2 separate regions of the Homo sapiens genome follow, and region 1 is linked to region 2. The links are chromatin contacts, found by Hi-C or POLR2A ChIA-PET in ENCODE. All regions are on one chromosome and are shown on one strand. Each heading gives the region's core, a stretch centred on a gene start or an enhancer-like site at or near the end of the contact. The rest is flanking DNA. Distances are from core to core; before and after follow the strand shown.

Region 1 (2,902 bases), core at 50-2,549, 260 kb before region 2:
TCGGGTCATTCAGCTGAATACCTGAGTCCATAGATACCTGGCTTTAAGAATAATGTCCAGCAACTTTTTAAAAAGAAGGCAGCTTTCATTGAAAGCGTGTTCAAAATGGCATCATGGTGTGTGGGAAGAGCATGAATTCTCACGAGCCAACAGTTGCAGCATTTTCTTTTTTTTTTTGAGATGGAGTCTCGCTCTGTCGCCCAGGCTGGAGTGCAGTGGCGCCATCTCGGCTCACTGCAAGCTCCGCCTCCCGGGTTCACGCCATTCCCCTGCCTCAGCCTCCCAAGTAGCTGGGACTACAGGTGCCCGCCACCACGTCCAGCTAATTTTTTTGTACTTTTAATACAGACGGGGTTTCACCGTGTTAGCCAGGATGGTCTCGATCTCCTGACTTAGTGATCCACCCGCCTCGGCCTCCCAAAGTGCTGGGATTACAGGCTTGAGCCATCGCTCCCGGCTGAGTTGCAGCATTTTCTTGCCTAGGGTGGGCAGACTCACAAGTGCCCAGCCTGTTTTACATTCTGTAGGCAAATCTAGAAAAGGCGGGATTCAAAGTACAACCTTGGGGGGAAAGCACCTGATAATTTCACATCCTCTTACTGCCCCAGAGTAGGGTTTCATGTAAATGTGTCCTCATTTTGGAGTGCACAGGGCTTTTTGCTTTGGCTGTTGTTTACATTTTTACACTCTCAGGACACTCTGCAGGCTCTGGTTTGTGCTGGAGTAAGGGATCTCCAAGGAAGAGAGAGATCAGGCTTGAAATCATACCTCTCAGTTTTCATCATGCCCCCCTCAGTGGGTTCCCAGCAGGCAAGAAAGAGAATGGTGGGGGTTTATGACCGGGCTGGGGGTCAGACCTGCTTCTGAGACCCTGACTCTGTTCTGTCTGACGTTAGCCTTGGGCTCCTGCCTGTCTGCACCCATTTCTTGTAAGGCGAAAGCTCCCAGATCAGCCCCTGCTCACGGTCTCTTTCCCCTGCCTTGAGCTGGGGAGAGATCTCCTGGTGAGAAGGGTCAGAGTGTTTGCAATTGAACCCCCAGTAAGAAACAGAGTGGCAAGAGCAGCTTCCCTTCACATCTCAGACCCCTGAGGAATCATTGCTCCTCTCTTTCCTCCTGCCCATAGCCACAACCTTCCTCCATATGTGACTGCTTTGGGAGCCCCTAGCCTCTGCAGGAACTACTTGGCAATAGTCAAAGATGCAGTGGTGTACAATTGGATTGTCTAGTTACTGAAACTGGCTGGCACTCTGATTGCAGCTACCCCAGGCACAGTTGTCAGGCAGGCAAAATTTGCCTTGGGTGCCAACCCACTTCCTCTTTGTACCTTTGGTTATTCAAAACTCCCATCTCTGGTGGGGTGCAGTGGCTTATGCCTGTAATCCTAGCACTTTGGGAGGCCAAGGCAGGCGAATCACCTGAGGTCAGGAGTTTGAGACCAGCCTGACCAACGTGGAGAAACCCCGTCTCTACTAAAAATACAAAATTAGCTGGGTGTGGTGATGCATGCTTGTAATCCCAGCTACTCGGGAGGCTGAGGCAGGAGAATCGCTTGAACCTGGGAGGTGGAGGTTGTGGTGAGCTGAGATTGCGCCATTGCACTCCAGTCTGGGCAACAAGAACAAAACTCCGTCTCAAAAACAAACAGAAAACAAAAACAAAACTCCCAGCTCCTGTCTCCTTTTCCCAGGGCCTGGCTCTCGGCTTGCTGCCTGATGAGCTGGTTCACAGTGTTGGTTAATAAGGGCATGAGGTGCCTTTTCTAAGCATGAGCATTTAAACTGTGGGTTACTATTCCTCCAAAAGAACTGCCATCTGGATCCTGAGGTATAGATGGAGTTGGGGGGAATCAATGGTCTTTGGGAGACTAGGGAGGAAGAGTTTTGCAGCCTAAGGGGTCAGGCTTTGAGGGCTGCCCCTAGATCAGAGAGATGGACACATTGTTTTGCTTCAGTTTCCTCAAGGGTAAAATGGGGACAAGGTCACTTCCTCAAGGGCTTCTTGTAATGATTAAATGAGGCAAAACGTGCAAAGTGCCCTGGCAGACAGAACCCTCTACAGATCTTAAAAATGAGCTCCAAGGCCAGGCGCAGTGGCTCATGCCTGTAATCTCAGCACTTTGGGAGGCCAACATGGGAGGATCACCTGGGGCCAGGAGTTCAAGACCGGCCTGGGCAACATAGCCAGACCTCATCTCTACAACAAATTTTTAAAATTAGCCAGGTGTGGCAGTGCATACCTGTAGTCCCAGCGACTTGGGAGGCTGAGGTGGGAGGACTGCTTGAGCCTGAGAGGTTGAGGCTACTGTGAGCCATGATTGTACCATTGCACTCCAGCCTGGGTAACAGAATGAGACTCCATTTCTTAAATAAAAAAAAAAGAGCTCCAAGAAGCAGGGGTGATGTCTTTTCTTAGCATGCAGTGCAGAGCCTTGTAGTAGATATTCAGGAATTGCACTGAGTCTGTGAAGGAACGTGCAGATGAGTGGATGCCTTTGGTGTGTGCATTCCTGTCTGTGTGCTGGGGAGTGGGCTCCCAGGGCGACTGAGAGCTCTGCCAGGGTCCAGGTTCCCTTCCTGTCTCTCACCACTGAACACTGCCTCCTACACCCACCAAAGGTGTCAGAGATGGCTTGTGAATGGTTAAATGCAAATATGGAAGGAGACCCTGAAAAAAGAGCAGCAATTAAGAAACAGCTTTTTTATTTTATTTTATTTTATTTTATTTTATTTTATTTTATTTTATTTTATTTTATTTTTGAGATGGAGTCTTGCTCTGTCACCCAAGCTAGAATGCAGTGGCTTGATCTCGGCTCACTGAAACTTCTCCCTCCCGGGTTCAAGCGATTTTCCTGCCTCAGCCTCCTGTGTAACTGGGATTACAGGCATGCGCCACCACGCCT
Region 2 (2,863 bases), core at 316-2,815:
AATGAGAGAGATGAATTGTTTAAGGAAAATATGTGGCAGAGATTCTTCATGCTCACCCAGTGGTCAGGTGTCCCTCTCCCTTTCCAAGCCTTCATGGGCCAGGTGGGTCTTGGACAATTCTGGCCAATGGGAAAATGGACAGGAGTGAGATGAACATTTCTAGGTAGGCCTGGCACTGAAAATCTTCCTGTGGATCCTCTAGCTCTCTTTTCCCTTCTATGATGATCATGGAGACCATGTGCTGTAGTTGGAATATATTTAAGATGGAGGAGGGCCGCCCAATTTGTATCAGGCACTATGTGATCAAGAAGTAAGTCTTTATTGCATTAAGCCATTGAGATTTCTTTTTTTTAGAAAACTGTTACTGACAAAGCCTATCCCAACCCAATTAATACATAAATCAAATGATATCACCTTATCAGGGAAGACAAGGTCCTTTATAAGTCCCCAGAGATAGCAGACGCCAGAAGGAAATAGAAGAGTTATCTATCTCAGAGCTGTCTAGACAAAGGTCTGCTTTGACTTAACAGCAGAGTCTATACATCTGTAGAAATTTCCAGAGGTCTTTGCATTTAGTTGTTATTGTGGACTATAGTATATTTCTTTGAGGCTTTCAACCATCAGCTAGCAGTCAAAAGAATGACCATTTATGGTCATTTACTCATGTGCTGGCATTTCCCAAGGCCACATTCGCCTATGAGTAAACAGTGGTTGTGATCACAATAGCCTCCCACGGTTCCCTATCTCTTTTTGCTGCCCAGTGGTACAGGTCCTGTTATGGGGCATCTCTATAGGATGCCTCCCATGCAATACTGAACAAGTCTGATCATCTACAGCTCTCAAATGTCATGCTCATTTGTTCTCTTCTTTTGTGGCAGGCCCCTCCATGGGGTACTAGGTTTCTGCCAGGTATTCCTTCCTGCTCACCCTGTACATGCCTATTGCTGAGTCTGTCTGAGGCCATCAGGGACCACCTGTAGTTCGGCGTTACTTCCGTTTTTGCTGGGCACAACCGGTAGATAAACTTAGTGAGAACACAGTGCTGTACTCAGACTTACTTCCTCCTACAATGACTAAGTCAAGTCATCTGTCTCTCATTTTCTTCACTTTTAGAATACATTTTATCCAAGAGACTTTTGTCAGGTCCACCTCACCAGTTTTCCAGATACATGCCAGACACGTTGAATCTAGCCCTATTTATGAGGCAAACAGTGAGCCCTGTGACACCTGTAATTATCATTCTCTTAAACATTTTGTTAATGTTGATGTTAGAAGTTTACTAAGCTTCCTAGGAGATTCTTAACCATTTTTCTTCACTCTTTGACTCTCTTTGGCCTAGGCCCTTCCCATTTTGTCTGCATGACTCCAGGAGGGACAGTGCAATTTGGAGATTAGGAAACAGATGACTAGGGACTCTGGGTCCCCTCACTGGGCCACAGTCTGGATAACACCTTCCTGCTATCTACCCACTACAAATAGAGCCCCAGACTTAGTGTCACACTCTGAATCTGGGGTTATGTCTCGAGGACTCCAGTCCTTTTCTGCCCATTTCTACAACATATGACTCATCTAAATCTGCTCCCTGCAACCACAGCTAGCAACAAGCTGGTCTGAGAAGGCTGGCTTTGCATGGGATTGTCTCTGTTGTTTGTCAGTCTATTTAAAACACTCAGTACAATTGTCAGGAAATATGCTTTGACTGCCTGGAAGAAAAGCAGGAGTAGTAAGCAAGTCAGTGCTTTGAAAAACCTACAAATATCTAAGAAGCCCTCTCAATCACCTTTTGTTTATATCCAGATATGCAGAGCCTTATTTGACCTATTTCCTCATCAGCAATGGATGTGTTTTATTGAGGTCCTCCTACGTGCAAGACATTCTATAAAATTCCTTGCATGTATTTTCTCATTTTTCATGAAAACTGTGTTGACTAAATGTTATCTCTGTTTGGCAGAAATGGAGATTGAAGTTCAGAGAATTTAAGTACAAGTAGTAGATGGCAATGCTGAGACTGAAACCCAGGTTTATCTTTTTCTTAAGCCTATGTATTTTTTTAAAAACTATGCTGTGCTGTTGTAGATGAAAGTTTCTAATCACTCCAGCACTACTTATCTACCCTGTGCAGCTATGCCTGGGCTTACTATAAATGTTCAGAGCAGTCTTGAGCCCTTTCAGCTCTGTCTCTTCCATGCCCTCTGCCAATGTGGAGGGGTAGATGAGCCTCCTCCTTCTTACTGGTCTTGGACAGCAGGAGTAGGAGTGAGGATTAAAAATAATAGATCAAATGCACTCACACATCTCCCAAGAACGAACAGTAGGATATGGTTTGGATATTTGTCCTGCCCAAATCTCATGTTGAAATGTAGTCCCCAGTGTTGGAGGTGGGGCCTGGTGTTTGAGCCATGGGGGCTGATGCCTCATGACTTGGTGCTGTCCTCACAATAGTGAGTGAGTTCTTATGAGTTCTGGTTGTTTAAAAGTGTGTGGCACCTCCCCAACCCCTGACTCTTTCTTTTACTCCCACTGTCACCATGTGAGATGCTTGCTCCCCCTTTGCCTTCTGCCATGATTGTAAGCTTCCTGAGGTCTCCCCGGACATCATGCAGATGCTAGCACCATGCTTCCTGTACGGCCTGCAGAACAGTGAGCCAATTAAATCTCTTTTCTTTATAAACTACCCAGCCTCAGGTTTTCGTTTTTTTTTTTTTTATATATAGCAATGCAAGAATGGCCTAACACACAGTAATTCTCAAAAATATCACATTTGGAAAGAGTGGCATATTTCCTAACATGAAACACCCTCTGCATGGATTTCCCCCATCCACAGTGTAACATGTAAAGCAATTACTTAGTCAATGGGTAGTGC

Evidence for each region. Hi-C counts contacts between places; a loop is a spot of excess contacts on that map. ChIA-PET counts read pairs that join two places held with the same protein, here RNA polymerase II (POLR2A). Pooled maps may share reads with other maps.
Region 1: a loop to region 2 is called in a map with no recorded cell type, with 3 times the contacts of the local background. The contact joins two enhancer-like sites. A Hi-C loop is called at or near these places in 2 of 37 single-sample maps with no recorded cell type and 4 of 50 pooled maps. POLR2A ChIA-PET finds 5 or more read pairs at or near these places in 3 of 52 experiments (CD8-positive, alpha-beta memory T cell, HEK293 and WTC11).

Annotation. Positions count from the first base shown.
Region 1 is chr6:149,466,733-149,469,634 of GRCh38, reverse strand. All of the region lies in intron 2 of ZC3H12D (zinc finger CCCH-type containing 12D), which reads left to right. Among named protein-coding and RNA genes, the nearest start is that of ZC3H12D, 17 kb to the left of the region's middle. Within about 2 kb of position 1,299, at least 4 of the 41 ENCODE cell types and tissues checked have a DNase peak (open chromatin) inside an H3K27ac peak, as active enhancers do.
Region 2 is chr6:149,209,278-149,212,140 of GRCh38, reverse strand. No RefSeq gene overlaps it. Among named protein-coding and RNA genes, the nearest start is that of TAB2-AS1, 47 kb to the left of the region's middle. Within about 2 kb of position 1,565, at least 5 of the 41 ENCODE cell types and tissues checked have a DNase peak (open chromatin) inside an H3K27ac peak, as active enhancers do.